Linked DNA regions of Mus musculus: regions 2, 3, 4 and 5 are each linked to region 1. A link is a loop called in an ENCODE intact Hi-C map of the cell type or tissue named here. Cell type or tissue: left cerebral cortex. All regions are shown on one strand. Region 1 holds the start of Uchl1 (ubiquitin carboxy-terminal hydrolase L1). Region 2 overlaps Apbb2 (amyloid beta (A4) precursor protein-binding, family B, member 2). Region 3 overlaps Nsun7 (NOL1/NOP2/Sun domain family, member 7). Region 4 overlaps Apbb2 (amyloid beta (A4) precursor protein-binding, family B, member 2). Region 5 has its middle 5.9 kb from the start of Nsun7.

The links. Hi-C counts contacts between places; a loop is a spot of excess contacts. Peaks named below come from ENCODE experiments on the same cell type or tissue, not always from the same donor. Only the 100,000 strongest peaks of a DNase experiment are listed, where the experiment ranks them.
Region 2: it touches region 1 in a loop (8-fold over the local background); 10 of 42 quality-filtered maps call a loop at or near these places.
Region 3: a loop joins it to region 1, with 2.7 times the contacts of the local background. A loop is called at or near these places in 14 of 42 quality-filtered maps.
Region 4: it touches region 1 in a loop (2.9-fold over the local background); 6 of 42 quality-filtered maps call a loop at or near these places.
Region 5: a loop joins it to region 1, with 2.9 times the contacts of the local background. A loop is called at or near these places in 13 of 42 quality-filtered maps.

The regions. Positions count from the first base shown.
Region 1 is chr5:66,675,804-66,680,803 of GRCm38, forward strand. It overlaps Uchl1 (ubiquitin carboxy-terminal hydrolase L1), which reads left to right and starts at 318. Exons shown (of 9, transcript NM_011670.2): 1 at 318-519; 2 at 633-644; 3 at 1,141-1,269; 4 at 3,860-4,010. The coding sequence starts at 487. Uchl1os (ubiquitin carboxy-terminal hydrolase L1, opposite strand) reads right to left here and starts at 694. Exons shown (of 5, transcript NR_102714.1): 1 at 259-694. In left cerebral cortex, a CTCF peak has its summit at 2,419; DNase peaks (open chromatin) are centred at 339, 907, 2,066, 2,369 and 2 more places; H3K4me3 peaks cover 4,126 bases; H3K27ac peaks cover 2,990 bases.
Region 2 is chr5:66,382,993-66,387,992 of GRCm38, forward strand. All of the region lies in intron 9 of Apbb2 (amyloid beta (A4) precursor protein-binding, family B, member 2), which reads right to left. Among named protein-coding and RNA genes, the nearest start is that of Gm52775, 120 kb to the right of the region's middle. In left cerebral cortex, CTCF peaks have their summits at 2,878 and 4,676 (motif pointing right); DNase peaks (open chromatin) are centred at 1,912, 2,858 and 4,730.
Region 3 is chr5:66,261,082-66,266,081 of GRCm38, forward strand. Nsun7 (NOL1/NOP2/Sun domain family, member 7) reads left to right here. Exons shown (of 13, transcript NM_001302833.1): 2 at 1-163; 3 at 2,928-2,986; 4 at 3,410-3,540. Among named protein-coding and RNA genes, the nearest start is that of Nsun7, 3.7 kb to the left of the region's middle. In left cerebral cortex, a CTCF peak has its summit at 2,466 (motif pointing right); a DNase peak (open chromatin) is centred at 2,487.
Region 4 is chr5:66,413,597-66,418,596 of GRCm38, forward strand. All of the region lies in intron 5 of Apbb2 (amyloid beta (A4) precursor protein-binding, family B, member 2), which reads right to left. Among named protein-coding and RNA genes, the nearest start is that of Gm52775, 87 kb to the right of the region's middle. In left cerebral cortex, no CTCF peak of the experiment used is centred here; DNase peaks (open chromatin) are centred at 2,364, 3,882 and 4,807; H3K27ac peaks cover 233 bases.
Region 5 is chr5:66,251,481-66,256,480 of GRCm38, forward strand. No RefSeq gene overlaps it. Among named protein-coding and RNA genes, the nearest start is that of Nsun7, 5.9 kb to the right of the region's middle. In left cerebral cortex, a CTCF peak has its summit at 1,943 (motif pointing right); a DNase peak (open chromatin) is centred at 1,969.

The DNA of each region.
Region 1 (5,000 bases):
GGGCGGGGGGGGGGAGGGAGGAAGACCGACAAATATTTATATTCATATTAAACACTACATATACCTGTTGATTTTGTGCTTTTTTTTCTCTCTCTCTCAATGTTTCAGAGACCCTCGAGCTTTGGAGTGATTGAGACGACAGAGGAGGGTTTCCAGAAATTTCGCTCCAAATTGAAAGCTCCCTCAAATAGGCTGCTTCATGCGCTCAAGGAACACCCACCAACAAAACCCATCTCCACAACCACCAGATTAGCTCACCGGCGAGTGAGACTGCAAGGTTTGGGGGCTTGGCTTGTACCATTCTGTGCGGTGCATGGGGGAGTTCGAGCCCTCTTGGCCTTCCTCCTCTGCTTGTTTCTGCTCCCGTCTCCCCTGCTCAGGCTTTCCCAGTGAGCGAGGCCGGCGCTTTATAACAGCAGCCTGGGCGGCTCCACCGGCTGTTTTTTCGGCTCCTCGGGTTTGTGTCTGCAGGTGCCATCCGCGAAGATGCAGCTGAAGCCGATGGAGATTAACCCCGAGGTAAGCATAGCTGCTGGGTCGCTTCGGGAGAAATAAGGCTGACCCTTAGCTACAGCTCGGTAGCTGAATCATTTAGTTTTATTATCATTTTCCTCTTTGCTTTTGGCTTTCAGATGCTGAACAAAGTGAGTGGCGCGGCGCGCAGTCTCTGTCCCTATCCTCCAAGAGCATCGTTGGAGACGCCCAGCCGGCCGCGCCCTGTGCAATGGAGGTGGCTGGGCTGGGGCGCCCAGCTGGGTGTCGTCTCTGCCCTGAGTTATCTAGGGGTTTGGGAGTGACTGAGAGATCGATCACGGGGAGGTGGCGGAGGATGGACCCGGACAGCAACGAGCGCGGGGAGCAGCTCTCGAGGGCGTGGCGACGGCCCGCGGACTCTAGTCCGAGGGCTTCGCGCGAGCCACGTGTGGGCTGAGCTTTGTGCTGTGTCACTGCGCGGCACGCAGGGTGGGACGGCGCGGAGGCTCCTCCCAGACTCGGGTGGGGACCCGTGTGTGTGTGTTTGGTGGGGGGTTGGGGAGTGGGAGGGCCGCACGAGGGATGCTCGTGCTGGCCCCGCCCCCTAGCAGGTGCCCATTATTTGTCTGGCTTTTTCGGTCTGGCTGCCCTGTCTTTTTCTTGCAGGTGTTGGCCAAGCTGGGGGTCGCCGGCCAGTGGCGCTTCGCCGACGTGCTAGGGCTGGAGGAGGAGACTCTGGGCTCAGTGCCATCCCCTGCCTGCGCCCTGCTGCTCCTGTTTCCCCTCACGGCCCAGGTAGGGAGAGGTCTGTGATGGGCGGGTCTCAGTGGATACGCAGTGTTGTGGAATGAGTTCCTACCTCACGCTGTCCCCTTTTCCTGTAGGGTCCCTGATAAGGATCCCACTTCTTAGGGTGGGAGGTGCTTGCATTTTCATCGGGGCTCTATTGTGATGTCCATTATTGCCTCAATTTGGAAGAGAAGGAGCCCATTGCGTCTAAGTCTTTTTTTCAGTTATCCAAAGAAAGATCTCCAACTTGTTTATTTTGTTTGTTTGTTTACTTATGAGCCTTGCTCCCACTTGCGGATGGCCGGTTTGTTTTTTTTTTTTTTTCCTTTTAAGGGCCGTGAGTGGGTCAGGTCCCTGGTTTGGTTCTGTTGCTCTCTCACCTGACTGTAAACTGATGAGGGCCTGGCTTGCTTAAGTCAAAAGAGCTGTCTCTTCATTTGCCACCTCCATCTGCCTCTCTGGTGGATTCTCCATTCCCCTCCCCCACCCCTCCCAGCAGGCACACTGTTGAACGTTCCTTTTAGAAAGCTGAATCACTGGTGCACAGAGCCGCGGTCTCCACCTCTCTGACCTTGTGGCTGGATGAAGTAGGGCTCCTGTGACACAGTCATAGAGACACTTCTTCATTTTCTGAAACAGTCTTCCATCTTCCACTGGGCAGGGATGCAAATGATTCAGGCTGAGCCATAGAGAAAGACAAAACTGGGGGTTATGCGTTGTCTCGCCGTGTGTGGAGCCCCAGTAAATCACTGCATCGTCTCCCTCCTGTGGGCTCTTAGCTTCCTAATGATTTAAGAGGGGATGACATTGGTAAAACTTGGAGGCATTTGCGTCTCTGCCAGATGGGATGAGGCTAATTAAATACCGTCCTGAGGGCAGGTGTTCTAGAGGCATCCTTGACCTGACCGGAACTAAGCTGTATGGGAAGTTCTAGGCCCTGCTCCTAGCAGATGGTCTCTGATGAGTTCAAACATGGAGTTTGGATGATGTCGGCGACGCGTTTTCCAGTCGGAGCTTTCATTGCTACCACTCCGTGTCAGATTGGCTTCCTTGACTGAACCAAAGTCGGCTCTCGTCCTGCCGTAGAGGTTTCTGGAGCTGCTCTCCAGAGGAACCATGATGACTTGGAGGTTTTGAGCAGAGCTCAGGCAAGGCCTCTGGGAGGCAGTGGTGAGCCCGCTCCCTTGGAACTGGTCTCATTTTGCAGGCTCCAGTGGATTTTTTAAGAGGACATTCCAGTTTGGTTGGGCTACTGTTTTGTCCTTTAGCTGCCGTCTAATCTGCCCCATCTATAGAGTACTTATTCTGCATATGTAATGGGTAAAACACTGAAGAATTCTTTTTGATGAGAAATGAAGCTTATAGTCTGTCCGCAAGCAAGCTAGTTTAGCAGGCATCTCATCCTCACTAGGGTTATGTCGGGAGCTCCGAAGTGAACATCTTAAATCACTTTGGTGGTGATGAGATCCAGGCATGAGCTTAGGCATGAGCTGGGTGGTGGTCTATTTTACAACGATAGCTGATTGATTAGCAGGAAGAGGGGCGAGAACCCTGAACAGTAAGTGGGAAGCAAGAACAGTCGAGCTTCAGTTCATCTCCCAGGACAGTTGTCTTCCTCTCCTATAGCCACAGAGAAAATGCACACTCGCATTCCCAAGTACACTAAACACGGCGGGCTCCTAGAATCGGAACCCAGCTGGCTGATGTGCTGTGTGAGTTTTGCTGGCCGTGGGCAGTGGGCATTTCTAGGGCAGCAGCACCTGCTTTTGATTGGCAACTCCTGACTTCTCAGGTCTTCCAAACTCAGCAGTGAGAGGAATGGACAGTCTCTGGAGTCGCTGAACACTTAATTGACTCTAAAAGAAAGATAAAAGATTTAATGCTCGGAGGAAATCTCTCGTTCATAGAGCAGCCTCCCCAGATAATTGCTAATCTGCCTTCCGGTTAGAACATCCCCTGTATTGCTGGCAAGGATAAACTAGTACCCTGTCTTCTGCAAAATGAAAGTTTAGGTTTTTGTTTGCTTGTTAGTTTTAAACCATAGTCCAATCCTTGTACCAGTTGGTTTTACTTTTCTAAAACAAACCAGGAAGGGAAGTTCTTGGATCTGCTTGCCCCTTCCAAACAGTTAAACCTTGTTGAAAGGCATTGACTTGCACACAAATGGAACCGGTGAAGAATAGCGGAACAGATACCAGCTGGTGCTAACACTGGGTATTGATCAAAGCTTGATTAGAAGCCTCTGAAATGCAGTCATTCTTCTCACTGAAGGGAGAAAGCCCTGAGTACAGCTCTGTTTGCAGATTTCACGACACCCCGCCTCCAGCTAAAGGTTGCCGTGGTGTCTAGACAGCCTTGGGCAGCATCCAAGGCAGTGCCTGCCTGCACTGCAGCATCGGGGTGGAGCCCCACGGCCTGCTTGGGTGTGGGAGGAAGACTCTGGGCATTCAACAGCATCTAGAACCATGGCGCTTACTCATGGTCACACATCCCGCTGTTTATCTCTTTAGAACTGGCTGGACCACCATCTGCTTACTTTAAATGTTCGTTTTGAGATGGAAAAAAACCCAAAACAAATAATTTCTCCCATTCACAGCATGAAAACTTCAGGAAAAAGCAAATTGAGGAACTGAAGGGACAGGAAGTTAGCCCTAAAGTTTACTTCATGAAGCAGACCATCGGAAACTCCTGTGGTACCATCGGGTTGATCCACGCAGTGGCCAACAACCAAGACAAGCTGGAATTTGGTACTTGTGGCTTAATCATTTGGTCATCTGTTATTTTTTTTAATTATTATTGTGGGTACATGCCACGGCATGCCAATGGGGGGTTAGAGTAGAGCTTTGTGGGGTCCTCTCCTTCTGCTTGATAGAGGCTTGGGGGGTCCACTCACCATCTAAGTCACCTGCTATTTAAACTTGAGGCGTGGGGTTCAAAGAAACATGGGGTTTTACAGGGACCATTTATTTCAGCAATGTATAAACACATACACTCAGGTGGGTCAGGACAGGCCCTCACTCTGTGGCTCTAATTTTGGCTGGCCTGGCTGGCCTTGAACTCAAGGCAATCCTCTTGCCTCAGCTTCCTACTGGGACTTAGAGGTGTGTGCCTCCACATCCATCTTTAAAGTAGTTTGAAGCCTGTTAATGAACCCAGATATAGTACCATGAAGGGTGTGTTGCTATTTGTTTTGAGGGAAACTAATTCTCTTAAGAAGTATTGGCCCTCTTTTTTTTCTTTTTTTTTTTTTCTCACAGCTTTATGGGGTTTAAGTGAAAGGAATACTGGAGGGCCAGCTGATGTAAAGATTCATTCATTAATTCGTGTGTGTGTGTGTGTGTATATATATATATATTTTTTTTTATTCATGTGTATACACACACACATATACATACATATATACATATATATGCTCAAAATTCTAAGGAATTAATGGTGATATCCAGAAAGTAGGGATCCTGTCTACAGCGCTTCTGTCTCTCATAATTGACAGAAGGACCAGAAGAGCTGCCAGCTGCTGACACACAAAGGTGTAGCAGCAGCAGCCTGAAACCCTATTAAAGGGAGCCACTGAGAGCAAAAGCAGGTGGAGGGCCTCATCCTCCCGCCAGTGGAACCTGAACGGGATGTAGGAGAGCGAGGTCTGAGCCCTTACGTCTGTGAAAGGCACAAGAGCCAGCAAGGAAGGTTACAGTCACATAGCAGTTATGTGCGATTCAGGCCAAGGATCAGCAGTT
Region 2 (5,000 bases), 290 kb before region 1:
AAGAGCAGTCAGTGCTCTTAACCACTGAGCCATCTCTCCAGCCCCACTTCATTTTATAGATGAGAAAGCTGGAGAAGTCTCAAGAAGTTAAGCATCTTGCTCAAAGTCACACAGAGTGCCGTAAGCCAATCAGACTGGGGCTAGAACTTAGCTATTCCAGCTCCTACTTCACTTCCTTTCTCTTAGACAGTGTAGAAATCCTGTCCGTATTTCCCCTGCCCCTCTTGCCACACACACATAAACCCATCCCCACCCTCTGGCAACACAATATCACCATATAGTCCTAGTTTGCCTAGAATTTTCTATATAGACTACGTATGGCTGTAACTGAGAGAATGCACCTCGTGGGCTTATGGGAAAGCAAAGCAGGCGAGACTCATGGCTGTGCCAAGAGCAGAGGGGAGGTGAAGCAAGGTTTACCTGGAGATCTGTTTAGGAATCTGTTGGCTCAATGGGCGGCCATGTTTTTAATAAAGAAGTCTTTCATCTAAGGCAGTGGTTCTCAGCCTTCCTGATGCTGTCACCCTTTGATACAGTTCCTCAGGTTGTGGCGACCCCAATCATAAAGCTATTTTTGTTGCTATTCCATAACTATAATTTTGCTACTGTTCTGAATCATAATGTAAATATCTACTTTTAGTTGTTTTCTTTTCCCCCTGGTGGTGTTAGGTGACCCACAGGCTGAGAATCACAGACCCAAGGGTCTCTCAAAGTCAACTGAAATATCAGTGTTTGAGTTTCGTGAACAGATCTCTTGGTTAATTCCAGCTGCATGGTAACTGTCTATAGCAGCTACTTTTGGCCTGCTGTGACCACCGTACCTAACACAAATAACTTAAGAAGTTTATTTTGGCCTGTGGGTTCAGAGACTTTAGTGCTTGGGGGAGGGAGTATATGGCTGAGAGAGCATGTGGCAGGCACTCCTCACAGGGCCAACAGGAAGCAGAAAGAACAGGGTGGGAACCGAGGGCTGGGCTGCAACCATCACAGGTCCTGTCTAAGTGACCTACGTCCACCAGGCAGTCTTCGCCTCCCAATGACCCCCTCAGCCTACCATCATGGACGGTGGTAATGGTGGTCATACTTAGCTCATTTCACACTCTCCACAAATGGAGAAAAACATGGGCCTGTCAGGGACACTTCAGATCGGATCCCTAACCCTGTCACTGTGAAATGATGCCATTATGGCTTCTTACATAGCACCAGGCTTTCCTCCTGAGCCTGACAGGTCACGTGCCAACATATACACACTTGACACTGAATAAGCGAATGCCCAGTGGCCAGCTGCTGCAGACAACAGCTGAAAGCCCTCACTCCTGGTGCCAGTACAGAGGTGGAAATTATAGAAGCCAGCCAGCTGCTGATATGATCTCCTTACAGAGTCCTGAGCTGGAGGCAGAGGGAGCGCTGAGGCCCTGTTCTTCACGGCTGGGCTGAAGAGCCTCAGACTCAGGACCTTTTAAAAAGGAGTGTGGGGCTGTAGGGAGGGAGAAATGGCTTAGGTAGAAACAGCCTGGCAATGGACTCATTCTCCTTGTCCTATAAAAGAACCATCAATTTATTAACTGCAAATAAACAAGAAATGTCTTCATTACGACTAAAACACCGTTACCTGGCAACCAGCCCGAGGAAACAGAGCTGGAGACATGTTGCATCTTTTGTGGGGAGCTATGGAAAGACATCTGCATTCTGGAGACCCTCCCTGAAGAGCCCAGCCCTGCTGGACGAGTGAATTACTTTTGTATCTAAGCAGGCTGTGAATGTCTCAGAGTGTCCATCACCCAAAGTTCCTTTCCAGAATCCTATGGGGCCAGGTTCGAGCACCTGCTGGTCCACTCTCTGCATAGCCACCCATGCACTGTTAACAGCTATGACTCACTCTGACTCCTACAGAGCTCCTACAGGGAAGAGGACAAGACTTGCCTGTCCTTTAGTTAGCCTATTCAGGGCATCTACCACCAGGCCCAGCCACTAATTGTTGATAATGACATCTCTTGTCCCAGCAGCATCCTTTAAAATTCAGAGACTCACAGCAGCCGGTTCCCGGGTGACTCACTTGGACAAGTGACCAGAAATTAACTGGGGGGAAAGAAGCCGGGCTTCTGCCAGGACTTCAGTATTATGCTCAGCCATGTTGGCAAATAAAGGAAAGGAAACAGCTTTAGAAATACAAAACTCTGTCCCCTGGGCTGAGAGGGGAATAAGTTCTAGCCAATGATGCACATGTCAGCCCTGCTGTGGGCTGGGGGAGTTGGGAGTGAGGGTGGGGGAGGTGGAACACACCATGCAGGGTTAAGCTGGGCAGCCAGGCTTTGTGCCTTGGTATTCTGTGGCCAACTACACCCAAGCAGAACACTGGGCTCTTCCTTCCTAGGGACGAGAAAAGATCTTACTATTCCCTCCATGAATTCCCACCCTGAAGCCATGCCTCGGTGGCTCTATCTTATTCCCAGGACTTGGCACATTTGCCCCGGGTTCGGGGCCTGGCTTCTTGACTGAGTCACGCAGATACGCACTCCCCTTGACAAAGGGCATTCTCTTTGACTGGCTGATGCCAGGGATGGTTTCTCTCTCTCTCAGAACTGGCTGCAATAAAGCTTTCCATACACTTCCTGTTCTGTGACCTTGCTCAGCTCTCAAGAGTCCATTTCTCTACCTCCTGAATTAGTCGAGTTCTGTTTTGACTAATAGAAGATAGTGGTACCATTTCCAAGAAAAGCCTGCTCTCACCTGGTAGCTTTGGCTTCCTGTCTTTCCTGCCCAGTGAACTGTACTGCTAAAAGCCCAAGCAACACAGAGTGGGCCCTGGAGGATGAGTCCGGGGAAGGGCTGCTCTAGATGCAGATCTTCCAGGTCCTGCTGCCTACTAGTGGATCACAGAGGAACTGCACTGCTGTGTGGCTGAATTCTGCACAAACTCCCAAACTCCAAGTCATGAGGAAAATGAAACTGTTTCCAGTTACCAAGTTCTGGAGCAGTTTATTATGTAATACAGAGGACGAGATCCCAAAGCCACACAGTAAATAAGAAGCAAATCTTGAGCGGGCCAGGTCCAGCCAGAGTCTTAGCCATCACACTGAATGCTAAGTATGTTTGCTCCCTTGGCATTAATCATTTTACAAATGTTTTCTTTCTTTCTTTTTTCCCCCACCCAGAGAATGAATCAACCATGCAAATCAAATCCAAGAGTTTCTCATAGTTCAGAATTTCTGAAGAAAACAAAGTCGTTTTCAATGGCACGGACTACTACACGCAGCTATAACATCCCACAGAAATGCGAAGGCATGAAAGTGCATTTGTTGCAGATCAGAAACAGATCTGAATGAGAGAAGACGCTCCCTGCGATTTCCTGTTTATCTCTTAGGGTTAATCTAGTGAATTGCTAGCTAATAGAATTACTTCATGGAAATTTATGCTAATAGGAACCAAGGGAAGGCTCGGATAAATAAATCTCAAGAGGAATATTAGAACCTTGCACTCCTATCCCGTTTGCTGGAGAGTTACGCTGTCAAGCATACCCAGCCCCGACTAGCCTCACTCCTTCCTTCCTTTCTCCATGTGGGGCTGGGTGTAGCAAGAACAGAACAAGAAAAGCCCTCATAAGATCCAGTGCCTGGATAATAAAATGGCTGAGCGGACCAGGCACTAACTGCAAACGGACATAAGCAATGGAAAGTACTGCAGTGATGAACTATGCTTATGTCCCTGCAGAAGACACCGCAAAATCATGTCTTATTTTGATATAAGTTTCAAACCCAACAGTGTCACCTACTCAGTGTTCTCTGTAGGCCTGTTGCATCTGCATCTGTGTGGCTCCTGGACTCATTAATGTGAGCCTTTGTCCTCAGCAGTGTGACGATCATATCAACCTTGCCAAGGCCAGCATGCCACAAAGCACTGGGCCATAGGAGTCCAGAAGAATCCATCTTTAGGCAATGACCTCCCAGTTCCAGAACTCACACCCACCCTTGGCAACTCTGCTACCTTAACCCCATCTAGATAGACAGCCAAAGCGACCTTAAGCCTGGGGAAACAGTGGCTTGGAACAAGAGGTTTGGGAGTCATGTGCACAGGGTTGAAGACTTCTTATTTCCACCAGCTACCAGATGAGCACACTGTGAGATGAGATGGGTCATTCGAGCTATTCTAAGCATCGCTTTCTCATCTATAGTGTGAGGAACTCATGCATTTGCGGGACAAGTCCATGAGCAGAGTGTAGGGCCCGTGAAAGGGCAGCCAGGACTATAGCATCCCTTTCTAGACATAACCAATTCATCTCTAGTTGCTGTGGATTAGGGCTGCTCCATTTCATAGGCAATCTTATAACTCCTCAGAATCAGACGGGGCTTCTAATATGAGGCGTGCTTATCTCACAGATGAGGAATCTGAGACCCAAAGGATTGGATGCTTCCGACAACACAATCACGTTTCCTTTCTTTTGAGTTCAAAGAGCAATGCCCCCAAAGCTACTCCTCACAAATGCCACGAAAATGATTTGGTATAGTAGCATCTGGTGGCTGGAGGCTCGGGAGACCCACGCTAAATGCTGTCTTCGCCACTCATTGTAGAACCCTCGAACTCACTTAAAAAAAATCTTTAAAACCACTTAAATTTTAAATTCAATGATTCTAAAGGAAATGTAGCCATTTTCTCTAAAGGCATAAATCCCAATATTTTCCAGCAGGTGGCACAAAATCCCCTCTACAGAAACCCGAGCAGTTAACAACAAAGGATGGGAAAGAATTGGTGTGTTATTTTTCAGAGCGTTAACTTTTCTCCAATTTGATTTTATTGTGGTGTTAATAATGCATTTGGTGAGCAATGCACCATACACCATGGAAGGACTAAACTCCGATTTCACAGCAAGAAAGCAGAGCAGGCGGGCCCAGGGGAGCCTGAGTATTGAGGTCTGTTAGAGCTTCCTACCGGGCCACCAAAGTACAAGGAGTCATTCTGTCATTATCTGTGAAAGGCCTAGGTGTGGAGGGATATTTAAAACA
Region 3 (5,000 bases), 410 kb before region 1:
TACGTTACGGCAGCGAACATTTTTCAGGGTATTCGGATCCAAAGGTCGCCAGACAAAGTCATAATAAATTACGGAAGTGAACCCCTGCAGCCCTCCTCCTCCCGCTCCGAGGATGAATCTTTCCAGCGCTTGTCCTATGAGTTGGCTTTCAGTACCCTGAAGTGTAAGTAATAGCAGTTCCTAAAGAGCAGCGCTAAAAGAAAATGGAAAAGCCAGGCACGGTGGCTTATACGTAGTACAAGGCCAACCTGGGCCACAAAGTGAGATTCTGTTTCAGGAGGCGGGGGTGGGGGGTTGGGGGTAGGGTGGAGGGTGGGAGTGGGAATTAATGGAATGCAGCCTAGCTCCTCAAACATATGTGTATCACAACAGTCTAAAAATGAAGGCGTCCTAAGGGGGACTAGAGAATTCGACTGCATTTGCCCTTAGATAGGTATAGTGGGGTCGTTAAAAAGAGCAGGAGCCGACATGGTTGTATAGGCCTGTACTCCCAGCGGCTGAGCCTTGAGGATTTGGAGTTCCAAGCCAGGATGGGCTATAGAGCCAGGCCCTTCTCAAAAAGAAAAAGAAAAGAACAAACAGCAAAGAAACCAGGGAACAAGTCCATGAATGGGAAGAGGGGGCGCTTCCCTTGCTCATCCCCTCTCCCTCTATGTAGCTCCACCGAGTTCGTGTGTGTGTGCTTGCACCTTGTGTTTTATGTTCACGAGGTGTGACAGCGCCAAGGGAGACAGCAGAGAGACAGAAGAAGAAAAGCATAATCTTTAAACAGTAAATACCTCAACTGAGTCAACCCGAAAAGGGTTATTCAATTCTTAGCCAATAGCTTTAATTTGGAGTGCCAAGTGTAAATAGGATTCTCCTTTCTAATTTGCCTCCAAAGTGCTAGACTCAAATCTCCAGAGCTCCTTCATGGTAGTTAACTGCCAACTCCCAAGTGTAAGGATAACTGTAGATAGGACATAACCAGATATGTCTACTCTGAGCAGAGCTGTCAACGTGTGTGTGTGTGTGTGTGCGTGTGTGTATCTTTGTAGATTTATTTATTTTTATTTTTATTTTTATCTATATGGGTGTCAAGTTTCCTTCACCTGCCCAAAACATAGAATACATCGAATAAAATATAGCTGTTATTTAAATTGATATTTCAGAGTAAGAGTGCTATATAACTTTAGATATCTAAAGTTAGTGCTTCCTGCACCATACGGAAGGCTGCCAGAGGTGACTGTTTCTGCAGAGTCCTGAAGAACAAGTGCAACACTGGCAACATCGTGCACTGTTTTCCTGCACTCGGCCCTGCGACACACATCTTCCACGTCACAAGTCTGTTACATTGATAGAAATTATAGTTTGTCTCCAAAGCTGGTGGCTTAAATATGTATAATGTTTCCCAAAAGATTTTTTTAAGATTTATTTATTATTATATCTAAGTACACTGTAGCTGTCTTCAGACCAGAAGGGGGCTTCAGATCTCATGACAGATGGTTGTGAGCCACCATGTGGTTGCTGGGATTTGAACTCAGGACCTTTTGGAAGAGCAGTCAGGGCTCTTAACCACTGAGCCATCTCTCCAGCGCCCCCTCCCCCGCAAATATTTCCTATGAGAATTGTAGTCTCCACTTCAAAATTTGTCTTCTTTGGCTTTCTCATTTTCCAAATAAAGATTGAAATCCAGCATCTACAATATCACTAAGTTTTGTTTCTCATGAATGGTGAATGGATTAAAGTTAGGGCTTACTTCCTGTTTGCTGTACTAAAACATACATGATGTTTATAGTTTAAGTGTATCATAAAATACTCACAAACCTAGCGGGAGGGTCAGAAATATGTTTATCAGTTTCCACGCAGCACCTATGGAGTCGTTTCTCTGTTTTTTGCTGTTTGGACTACTGTCCTTATGCAAAACCTTACATGGCAACTCCTATCATTCAGGTCTTAGATTAAATATCTCATCTATGCCTTGATTAGTGCCAGATACTTAAGCTAAAATTATGCCTAATAAAAGAAGTGCAAAAGAATAGAGGAAGAGGGGCTGGTGAGATGGCTCGGTGGGTAAGAGCACCCGAGCCAGCTGCTCTTCCGAAGGTCCGGAGTTCAAATCCCAGCAACCACATGGTGGCTCACAACCATCTGTAACAAGATCTGACGCCCTCTTCTGGAGCGTCCGAAGACAGCTACGGTGTACTTACATATAATAAATAAATAAATCTTTAAAAAAAAAAAAAAAAAGAATAGAGGAAGAGAAACACTTCCCATCACAAGGCTAGCAAAAACCTTGATAAGTAACACCAGCAAGGATGTTCAGATAAACTAACCTCTCTCATAAGCAGAACAAAAACCCAGAACAAAATATTAATATTTGGTCATTTATATAACGTATCAGCAATACTTAAAACTGAAAAGAGAAAGATCATTTAACATTTCAAATATTTTTATGTACATGGTTGCGTATGTAATGCTATCAGAGGCCAGAAGAGGGCACCAAATTCCCTTGGAAATGGAGCTAATTCAGAGCCACAATTTGCGTCCTGGGAATCAAACCAGGATCCTCTGGAAGAGCAGCCAGTGCTCTTAACTGCCCAGCCACCTTTCCAGCCCCCCTATTGTTTAATATTATTAGTTATATCTTCTTTAATGTCTTTCAGAGGTCATAAATTAAAGGTTAGAATTCCTCTATGACGACTCTATTTATTCAGATAGTGATTTGAATCTATGTAGAACCTGAACCATAAGAATGCAGGATTCATAAAGATTATAACTGTTTCATCTTGTGCTACAATTATGATTTATTAGCAGTTTATACAATTATGAGGTGTATATTAGATATGAAAATAAATTTACAGCATTACTTAGAAAGTGTATATAATTTAAAGTCTTTCTTTTCAGATTTGATATTTTGGGTAGCAGGCTTTTCCCTTGTCTTTCAGATCAAGATATTTTGGAAAGTATATTAATAGATAGCTATATCTTCTCAAGTACCACAATCGTAAGTAAACAACTTTTAGAATTAGTTGGCCTCATTATGTTGAGAAAGTATGCAAACTCCCTCTGTAACTAAATAACAATTTGCATTACGTTGAGACATCTTTAAATATACGTTATTTTCTACTTCTAAGACTTGCATTTTGACCCTGGCTCTATCAACGTGACTCCTAATACCTCAAATTGTCTTTTTTGAGGTTTTCCTCTCAAACTAGATATTTTTTTTCTTTTGAAGACCTCCTCTATTTCTAAATCTAACCCTATGGTGTAAAAAACGATCATGTTCTTATTCTGTTATGAAAAATAACAGGATAAAATATTTCTGCCATCCATATTCACTCTCACACTTGGGAGGTCCCGAGTCGCACCTCAAGCCCTTGGGTGGGTTCCTTCAGCTTTCTTCATGTGCCTTGTTTCCCCTCGGTAGGCAAGTCAGCTGAACAGTCTTATCATTGTGATGCTGTATGACTTCCAAGACAGAAAATTCCAGCCCCGCATCCTTTCCGAGAATGAAGAGACCATACCAGAAGTTCAAGAAGTCGAGAACCTTCTAAACGGGTAAAAAAAGAACATGCCTGTGAAACCAACATCAGCATTTTGATTTATGAAATATTTATGTAATATAGTTTATAGATACCTTTGTCTCAAAAAATTATGGAAAAATATAAGTGTTTTGAGTTCCTTTGCAAACAGTCATGGATAGTTTGAATATCTAACTTTAAATCAAATTATTGTAAGATGTTGAATTGCATGATCCAAGGTATGAACATGTGGGGAATCGCCGGGCGTGGTGGCGCACGCCTTTAATCCCAGAACTCAGGAGGCAGAGGCAGGCGGATTTCTGAGTTCGAGGCCAGCCTGGTCTACAAAGTGAGCTCCAGGACAGCCAGGGCTATACAGAGAAACCCTGTCTCCAAAAAAACCAAAAAACCAAACAAAACAAAACATGTGGGGAATCATTACAAATGTCTTATAGTTTTAGTATATGTATAAGCTAAATTTAATTTGAAATAGCTACTATTGTCTTCTTAATTGGCAGCCTTTTAAAAAAATCTAACATGTAACAAATGAGAAATTCTAACACTATCCAAGAATTCACTGTTTGCCTAATTGAAAAAAAAATCTGTTTAGTGAAGAACAAACTAATGTGTTTTAGTTTCTTCTTTATCCTAAATATCAACAGGAGACTGCCATGTGGCTAAGCGCTTATGTCAAAGGACGCTTAGGAAAGATAACAGATTACTAGTGAAGTTAGAATTGGACATATAATAAGTGGTTAGTGCATGATAAACATTACTGTGTGTTAATGGCACTGGGTGTGATGTCTTGAAGGTGTCCCCAGAATTCAGATGTTGAAAATTTAATTCTCTTGTGGCAGTGTTGGGATATAGAGGCTAATGAGGGGTGCTTTAATCATGAGGGATTTGCACACGTGTGTGCACGCACGTGTATATGTGTGTGTTGTGTGTTGTGTGTGTGTGCATGCATGTGTGTAGACGGGTGCAATACCTGTGACGGTTAGCGGTAAGTTTCCAATGATTCTGTTCCCTACTTAAGTCACAGGGTATCTCACTGATCCTGGAGCTGATTTGGTGAAAGTGGTTGGGCCAGCCATCCCCAGCAATCCTCCTGCCTCTGCTTGCTGGGCATTAGAATTACAGGCAAGGGATGCTGCATCTGGCTTTTTTACGTGGCTGCTGGGTGTTTGAACTTAGGTCCTCATGTCCGTACAATATGCAGTTTACCTACTCCGCCATCTTCCTGTCCCCATTCTTTCCCCCTTTGAAGTGGGTTCTCATGTAGCCCCCGATGAGCCTCGGAACTGCTTACACGGCTGAGAACAACTTTGAACTTTTGATTCTCCTGCTACCATCTCCCAAATGCTGGGGTTACAGGCTTACACAGGCACCCCCAGAAAACGCAGTCATTGAAGGGTTTGCTGGAGTGCAGTTGAGTAGAAACGTGCTTTTCTAACATGTCCAAGGTCCCGAGTTCAATCCTCAACACTACAAAAAAAG
Region 4 (5,000 bases), 260 kb before region 1:
TGTCCTCCAAGGTTGTGTAACTCTCTCCTCAGAGAAGCAAGCCCTGTGTCTTGCTGTGTTACAGACGAGCTGTGATAAATGAACAGAGAGCAGTTTTAGCTTCCCCTTTAGAAGATTACAGTTCAAAGCACCCAACCACGTGGCTAGGAACAAAAAGAGTCAGAAAATACAAGTATTTTGTTGTTAATTCCCTCTGAGGATAGAGACAGTATAAACCACTTATAAAAACTGGAGTTTATTTTAGTATAATTTTCTCTTCTCTTCTCTTCTCTTCTCTTCTCTTCTTCCCTCCCTCCCTCCCTCCCTCCCTCCCTCCCTCCCTCCCTCCCTCCCTCCCTCCCTCCCTCCCTCCCTTTCTGTTATAGAGAGATACCTGTTTAACAATCCCCTTTCTACCCCAATGACTAGCTCATTAAAAAAAAAAAAAAACTACATTTTACTTTGCTGATAGAGTGAGAACTATACAAATAAAGACTATATCTAATCTGCACTTGACCCAGATGTGATCTGGCCACTTGTGAAGCCTTTATCTCTCTTTCTTGTGGCCTTTGGGTCTGTCTGTAAAGGAGTACAGAGATGAGATTTAAGTTGGTAAGTTACCCCATGTGGTAGTTTGAATGAAGATGGCCCCCACAGGCTCATAGGGTGTGGCATTCTTTGAAAGGATTAGGACTGTGGACCTTTTGGAGTAGGTGTGGCCTTACTGGAGGAACTGTGTCACTGGAGGAGGACTTTGAGGTTTCAGAAGCTCAAGCAAGGCCCAGTGTCACTCTCTCTTCCTGCTGTCTGTAGATCCAGATGTAGAACTCTCCGTCCCTCCAACACCACGTCTGCCTGTGCTTTCTGCATTGATTATAATGGACTCAACTTTTGAAATGTAAGCCAGCCCCAGTTACATACCTTCCTTTGAAAGTTCCTGCAGTCATAGTATCTCTTTACAGCAACTGAAACCCTAACTAAAACACCATTCAGAGAGAGAGAGAGAGAGAGAGAGAGAGAGAGAGAGAGAGAGAGAGAGAGAGAGCACATAACTTATCACCTATCTATCAGAACAATCTAATTCAACCTGCAACAGCACTGTTGTATTCTCACTGGGGAAAATGCACAATTATTCCTATACATCTGTGAACTAAAACATATCTTATTTTCTTCTCTCTCCTAGTGATCTATAGGCACTGAGCAGTCTCAAGTCTGTATGTCACGCACCTGTGCATCCGGTTCTACAGAGAGTATGTGCTAGGGGATTCCTAGAAAACTGAACCCAGCAGAGTCCGTCAAACCCTGGAGTAGTACTGTGTAGCACTTGAAACCATGCATTGGATGCGCGTACACTGTATGGACAGAAATTACACAGAAGTATATGGGAGAGAATTATCCTTTAAGGAAAATTTGTCCACTTTCTCAAAACAACGATGCACACTGAAAGAATACTTCTGAAGTTGGCATGAGCCGTTACACACACTGTTACTTGTGGCTCTGCCCCTTCACCTTTTTGTACCTTACTTAGACATTTCTCAGACAAGACTCCTTTCTACTAAGTCTTGCCTCTTACTTCCTGGATAGAATGAACTGACTTCCGCTAACATAGCATTCGACTCCCTCTGCGCCGTGCCCCACCCCCTGCCTCTCTCATCTTACTCCGTCAGGCCACATCTAATCTATTTATCTAGATAATAACTATTAACCTTAGGCAATGCCACATATACTGCTTCCCCAGCTTTTGTCTGTACTATGGGCTGGAATCATCCCCTCCCCCTAAACTAAAACCTGGGTCTCTTCTGCAAACAGTTTTTAATTACTGCCTGCCTTGAAAGGACAGAATCTTCTTGCCACACCCTCCCCTCCTGGCAGAGACAAGCGCCATCAGGTCATTTGATATTCAGTACCATAGTTTCTGCTGTGAGACATTTTTCTCTCAGCTCTTAAACAATGGAGTCAAAGGATCTGTATAGACCTATGACAGATGCCAGGGAAAAATCAAAGTTGTTGTTTTGTTTGTTTTTCTTTTGTCAGGCCTTAATATGCCACGCTCATGTATCTAGAACTTAACACACAGGCAACAAAACACTAGCAAACGTTCTGAGCAGGAAAATTCATATATTTTGAGATTACTGACAACACAGAGAACAGATGAGCTGGAGTTGAGTGTTGTTATATACAAATTATGCATCACAGCACATGTTCAAATATTGCACATCAGTAACAGAAGTGAAAAGACACAGCCAAAATAAGATTGTAAACTCCATATCCAGTACTGTTCAGCTGTCTATAGATTGGAGATTAAAATCCCAGTCACTGGCCATTTAAAAGATTCCCTCCTCCCAGCGTGTAACTGTTGCCATGACAACATGACTTCCAGCTATATCTCTTCAAACAAGCACACCCTTAAAGAGAAAAAAATGAAGCTCAATCAGATTAAATAAAGAATATATTGACCGGTTTTGAAATGGAAAGGAAACATGCTTTAACCCCAGGGTTACCCAATATAACATCTTTGAAATCCCTGCAAGTTACAGAATCGGGATGGATTTCTGTGAAAGCAATTGTATTGTGCTTAGCATCTGTATCCTTTACACATAAGAACACATGTTTAGGTTGCACATATCGGTCCTATAATTTGTGAGGGATTCTCCAAAAGCATTTTTGCCTTTACCCTAATTGCTATTATCCTAAACCTGCCTACCTTAAAGGTGAACCGCCCAGTGACCACCCTTCTGCTGTCTTACCCCTTCTGAAGGGCGGGTGTGCCCTCATCAGGAATGCATCTCGGGATTCAAGAGATGAAAGGGGGTGGGGGTGGGGTCTGGGCTCATCACCCTAAAGTGCTTCATTAGTTCTCCAACCTTCCCAAATTATCTTTATGTAAGACATCATTATAATGGCCTTATAAATTAATTTGGTGACCATGTTACAGCCAATCATGACTCATAAGTAGGAGCTACAAATGGAAGGGGATTTGCGTAAAAGTTTATAAATTGAATCAATTTTCTCATTTCTCCCGTGCATTGAATTTTCAATTAACACTGACTCCCTCCTCCCACTCCACCTTTTTTGCTGCACCAAAAGTATTTCAGAGGAATGAGTTGGGAGTGTGTGTATTGTTTTTGTGTGTCTTTGTCCCAGTCTGTGTGTGTCCCTGTGTGACTGTGTGTCCCTGTGTTCAAGCATGTAAATGCACCTGTGTATAAAGATGTGTATGTACACGTGTGCATGTGGACGTCAGGACAATTACAGGTGACATCAATCCTTAGGTTTCAGCTGCTTTAATAAAAAAAAAAAAAAAAAAAGACTCAACCAGGCAGTGGTGGTGCAAGCCTTTAATCCCAGCACTTGGGAGGCAGAGGCAGGCAGATTTCTGAGTTCGAGGCCAGTCTGGTCTACAGAGTGAGTTCCAGGACAGCCAGGGCTATACAGATAAACTCTTGTCTCGAAAAACTCAAAAAAAAAAAAAAAGCCTCATTTTATTCTATTTTGTTTTATGTGTTTTATGTATAGACAGTGTCTCTCACTGGCCTGGAACTCACCACGTAGACCAGGCTGGCCAGCCAGTGAAGCCCAGAGATCAACCTGTCTCTGCCCACCCCATCCCTTCCCCAGTATTCAGACTGTAAGTGCTCTCCACTTATGTTCATTTCAAGACTGAAGATAACTTATGTGTCTAACCCTCCTTCAGCAATGTCTTGTCAACGGGACCAGAGTATCCCAATGCCGTGGGCTAAACTCAGAGCAAACTCTATCCTCAGAGGCATTTAAGTGTGGAGAGCACCTGGGGTAGCCACACTCACTACAGGCACCACTGGTGAGCAGAAAGCAGGCTTGACAAACTGAGATGCACAGTGCGGACGCTAGGGTGACCGACGAAGTGTTGTGGGGCCCGGTCTGAGCTAATTTTAGCACTACAAGCCCCACGTTCTGAGAAAGCTCAGTCCCAGGCCAGCTGTCACCTTAGGCTCAGCACAAACGGAGGGCTGTCCCTTGTCAAACACTGAAGTGCTCTTTTTCCCTCAAGAACAGCAAACACACATTTGCCCCCTGCCTTTAAGAAGTCTCTCTGGTTCACAGCTCACAGGTCTTTCTGACAAGGCCATCTATTTACCATTTATGCCTCAGAGGTAGAAGGATTTTCCTCACACACAGTTCTCCTCTCAGAATCTCCTGGCTTGAATTTTGAGAGAATAATTCCTATAACCATCCAAAATATATAGATTATATAATTATATATTACATATATTATATATTGTATATATTTACTTTCTACATATAAATCACATATTTATTTTATTATATATACATTATATTGTATATAATTGTGTATAAATATATATAATATAGAATTATATAATACATTATATAATATATTCCTATAACCATCCAGTCAGTATATTTCTACTAACTCATAAACCCCAGGGACACCTAACAAAGAGGGCTATTAACACAGTTCTTCCCTGTGAGACTCTAGGTCTGGGAGGAGGGAAAGATTTTATTCCAAAAACTTAGCCTCTATGTAGAGAAAACACTCCATTGTCTTTATAAACCCGCCTCCACGTTTCTTTGATTTCCTTCGTTAATTTTTTCCACAAGTAATTTCCTCCATTACTCAGGTATCACAGAAGGCAGTCTATAGACAAGCACAGAGAGCAAGTTCTTGGCTCATCTTAACACGGGATGCAGAGACCGGAGTGAGGTCCCCAAGGACTACATTACACATCTTTATGCAGAAATGGGGAAATGGAGAAGTCAGCGGCTCCCTAGTCTCTCCCAGTCTCCCCATCCCAGCCCACTAGAAACACGACTGCTCCTGCATTTGCAGTATTCTTTCCCCGAAATGTTTCCCTTACATGGTCATTCCCAGGAGCAGCCGCTTCCTTTTTAGTAAATGACATTTGAAAAACCACCAAAGAGTCAACAGCTTTAACTTAATCCCGGCAAGACGTCTTAGAGCGCACAAAGAAAATCCGTTACGGTGCTGCGTTTCCCTCTACACCTGCAGGCACTTAATC
Region 5 (5,000 bases), 420 kb before region 1:
TGACCGCTAGCACCAGAGGAAGAATGTGTAAACATGTCAAGGTCAAGAGTGTACTATGAGTGTGGATCTCTTTAGTGTTCTTAAACAGAATCTTCAGCTAAGGAATTACAGAGGCCGGAATGAATTCTCTTTTGGCTCCTCGATCACCAAAACTAATGGTCAACAGATTGGTTAAATGTGACACTGTAGTGGAAAAAAATGAAGTTTATACCCTAGAAAGAACTTATGTAAAAATACTAGTAATTCCCATGATACAAAGGCTAAGTCAAGAGGATCTGGAGTTCAAGGCCAGAAGTGGGGCACTGGGCTATACACAGACAGTCTGGGCTCCAGTCGACTTGAGGTCTGAACCCCAGAAAAACCTGGTGGTGGTAATTCCCACTTACATGGGACGGAAGGCATTCCCGCATGTCTCCTGGACCCCTAGCTCCTGTCAAAGTTATCACCCTCACAGTCTCCACAGGAGAGGCATGGCTGTTAGTCATGTACACAATGACCCAAGCTTCTGAGTTTCAGGCTAGACTCCTCCCAGTTACCTGGCAACAACAAGATAACAAGCCCACTATAAGAGGGGCTGCTTGGCCCCACCTCACTCTCTCCTCTCACTCTCTTACTCACTCTCCCTCTTACTCTCTTAAGCTTTTACTTTCCTTACTCTCCCTCTTACTCTCTTACCTCTTACTCTCTCTAACATCTTACTCTCTCTAACCTCTTACTCTCTCTAACCTCTTACTCTCCCTCTTACTCTAGCCTTTCCTCTCTTTCCCCTTCTCTCCTCTTGGCCATGGCTGGTCTCTCTCTCTTTTACCTTCTCTCTTTCTCCCTGCCTTTCTACAATAAAACTCTAAAACCATAGACAGTCTCTGTTCATCAAGGCCTGTTGTGCATGGATGATGGGATGGGCTTTCTTCTAAAGAGCCACTTCTAAGCTCCCCTCAAAAGGCCTTCCTGTGCTCCAGCCATGGACTAGACTAAGGACTTTCCCCTGCGTGGGAACCTTCTCCCCCTGCCCTCTTTTCATATCTCTGGGGCCCCTATTCTGTTCTCATCTCCTCTGCTGTATCCAGCATGGGATGCTGGAGACTGAGAACAGGTACAGGGGCTACCCCTTGTCCACCCCCCGCTGAATGGGGTCAGTGGCTTCACACAGCCAGATGTCCACCTGGGGTCTTCCCAGAGCATAGGAACTCTGGCCGGACGCAGGCACTCTCTCCCTTCCCCCTCTTCCCCTACACCCACAGCCCCACAGCCAGACTAGACTAAAAAGCCAGACTCTGTCCTTGGAACAAAATAAAACACACAAGCAAAAGCCCATAACCCATCAGCGGCTGTGACAACAGAAAAAGTCCAGACAGGAAGCCAAATGTGAGACAGACTGGGAGAGGGCAACGTTTCATGTTGAAGCCATGGGGACAGAACTCAGTAGACTTAGCAAGCCTAAATAACAGGGCTGGTGAGATGGCTCAGTGGGTAAGAGCACCCGACTGCTCTTCCTAAGGTCTGGAGTTCAAATCCCAGCAACCACATGGTGGCTCACAACCATCTGTAACAAGATCTGACTCCCTCTTCTGGAGTGTCTGAAGACAGCTACAGTGTACTTACATATAATAAATAAATAAATAAATAAATAAAAAAAAAAAAAAATAACTGTGCTGTTTACAGCCAGGGCCTCACAGAGAGATCTCCGTCTCAGAAACAAAATCAGAAACCAAACCAAACCAAACAACAACAAAACAACTGTGTTGCTTAAAGTTCAAGGAAGCCTTTCTCCAGTCACAAGTGTTTAGAACAAGGTGGCAAAGGCATGTGGAACTGTGCCAGCTTAGCGTGCCTAAGGGCGGAGAAATTATATATCTTGAGATCTAAGGGGGCATCTGGTCAGTTTTCTAGAAACCCAAACAGTCCATTTAAAAAAAAAAAAAAAAATCAAAGACAACAATTTGCCAGCAGATGGCCCCCTGAATCCAGTTTATAATGAAACATACGCGTGGCCCTAGTAACAAATCTTATTGAGGGTTTTTATTGTCTAGTTTGATCAATTTTTCATGGGGTGGAGGAGAGGAACATTTTTATTTAGTTCTATACAAATGTTCAATAGGCCTTCCCCCCCTTCCCCCACTTCATACCATGCTTCGTGGTCATGCTCAGGTTTGTTGTCACTGACATGCCTGTTGGCACATATTTGTGGAGCTATTTATGTGCTATGTCGTCTTTATGTGTCTATGATGTATTTTGACCATATGCAGCCCCCGTACCCATCTCTTGTCCCCCTCCACAATCCCCAGAACCCTTCCCTTTCTAATGTTTCCCCAACGGTTTGATATGTGTAAATATAATGAGTAATGACCAAATCAGGGTAACTAAGATTTCTATTTCTTTTATCATTTATGTTTGTAGTCTAAGCCTCTCTTCTAGCTCTTCTCTAATACATTACAGCTTGTATATAGTATAACCACCCTACTGGGCTGCAGACTCTGAAACACACCCTTCCTGTAACATAACATGATACTGTTCTGTCCATTTTTGTGCAAATGGAAGGGTTTCATGTGGTCTGATCACATTCCATGGTGTGTGTGTGTGTGTGTGTGTGTGTGTGTGTGTGTGTGCGCGCGTCACTTCTTTTTGGTTTTGTTTTCTTTTTTCTGTATCACCTCTTCTTTATTCAGCCACATGATCCTTAAACTTAAAATTCAAGTGAAGAATAAAAACTTAATTTTTCATGTTTCCTCTCTGTAGTTATAAACATAATTAAATGTTAGGACAATGTAGCTCTGACATTTCACAAGGGAATCCTGTGTTTATTAGACTATATATGCTGAATATTAGGGCACAGATATTCATTAAATATCATATCTCATATCTTACCATTTTCATAAAGTGAATAAGATGCAGATGCCAGAATATTTTGACTTTTTTTTTCTCTGAGACAGGATTTCTCTGTATAACCCTGGCTGTCCTGGAACTCACTGTGTAGACCAGGCTGGCCTCAAACTCAGAAATCCGCCTACCTCTGCCTCCCGAGTGCTGGGATTAAAGGTGTGCGCCACCACGCCCGGCTTATTTTCACTTTTTAAAACCAAAACGCACCCAGGAGATATAACTTAGTGGGTAGAATGTTTGTCTAGCATGCATGAGTCTCTGGGTTCAATATCCAGCCCTATATTAACTGGGTGTGGTGATAAACCTATAATCTCAGCATTTGGGAGAATTGAGGCAAGAGGATTAGAATCAAGGTCGTCCTCAGCAACAAAACTCAAGGCCAGTTTAGGCTACAGCAAACCCTGTCTCAAAGGCCAGCCTAGACTACAGCAAACCCAAAGGAAAGGATAAGAATCTACCATGTAGGACCAGCACTCCCAATGAGACTATTGATCAGTTGAAATTTTAGACTTGCCACAATTAGTCTTGCTAAGGGAACACATTTTTAACTTACTGGGTTTTGTACATACAGGATATTCTCTATAGAGAACTTTGTTGTGGTTATAACATAATCCCACAATTTATTGGTATTTATCCACGTTATCTCTTCCTCTTAATCCATGCCTTTAAAAATAAGTATGTTAACCGGGCGTGGCACACGCCTTTAATCCCAGCACTCGGGAGACAGAGGTAGGTGGATTTCTGAGTTTGAGGCCAGCCTGGTCTACAAAGTGAGTTCCAGGACAGCCAGGGCTACACAGAGAAACCCTGTCTCGAGGACAAAAAAAAAAAAGTATGTTGGGCATGTGAAAAAAAAAGTGAGAACAGAAAGTGCTGCGATGGAAATTCACCACGTGCTGGGCATGGCGGCACATACCTTAACCTCTGCGCTCAGGAGGCAGAGGCTGGATCTCTGTGAGTTCCAGCCCAGCTGGAGCTGCATGGTGAGACCCTGTCTCAAACAAAACCAAAAGACCATACACTTTGCTGTGAGACTGATGACTGCAGACGCACAGTGGGGAGACACATAGAAGGCTTCTGTGACCATGCCTATACATACCCCGCTCACCCCCTCCAAAAAGAAACAGCTTAGATGAGAAGCCATGAAAGAGAACGCTGAAAAATTATAAGGATGCTGAAGTGTAGCTCTCCACAATTCATGACTTCTGATGGGGGTGGGGGTTGGGGGGGTGGGAAGAAATCAGTGTTATTTAAAGGTATGGCCACTGGGAGTTTGCCCATGCTCCAGTGAGTAGACGGGCAACACAAATGTGGCCTGCTCCTCCTCTTCCTCTTCCTCTTCTTCTTTCTTCTTTTTTTCTTTCTTCTTTCTTCTTTCTTCTTTCTTCTTCTTCTTCTTCTTCTTCTTCTTCTTCTTCTTCTTCCTCTTCCTCTTCCTCTTCCTCTTCCTCTTCCTCTTCTTCTTCTTCTTCTTCTTCTTCTTCTCCTTCTTCTTCTTCTCCCCTCCTCCTCCTTCTGCTCCTCCTCCTCTTCTTTTGTGGGGAGGAGATCACAAAGGTAGAAGGAAAGACCTAGGAGGACTGGGAAGTGAGTGTGATTGCTGTGCATTATGTGAAATTCCCAAATAATAAAAATCTTATGTTGGAAAAAAACAAATAATGCTATTTTCAAGAATCAATAGTAAGTTGAGGCCCAGTGTTTAAGATGACCCATTTAAGCCCCTTGCATCTCACATTCCTCCTGCCTTCCATAGCAATCACCAGGGGAACTGGACATAGCTTTCTTCTTTTTAAATGGGTTTTGTTTTGTTTTGGTTTGGTTTTGGTTTTTTGAGACAGGGTTTCTCTGTATAGTCCTGGCTGTCCTGGAACTCACTCTGTAGACCAGGCTGGCCTCAAACACAGAAATCTGCCTGCCTCTGCCTCCCGAGTGCTGGGATTAAAGGCGTGTGCCACCACGCCCGGCTTCTTTTTAAATATTTTTAAACTTTATTCTGTGTGCATGTGTGTTTTGCTTGTATGTATATCTGTATGAGGGAGTCAGATCCCCTGGAACTGGAGTTACAGACAATTGAGAGCTGCCATGTAGGTGCTGGGAATTGAACCTGGGTCTTCTGGAAG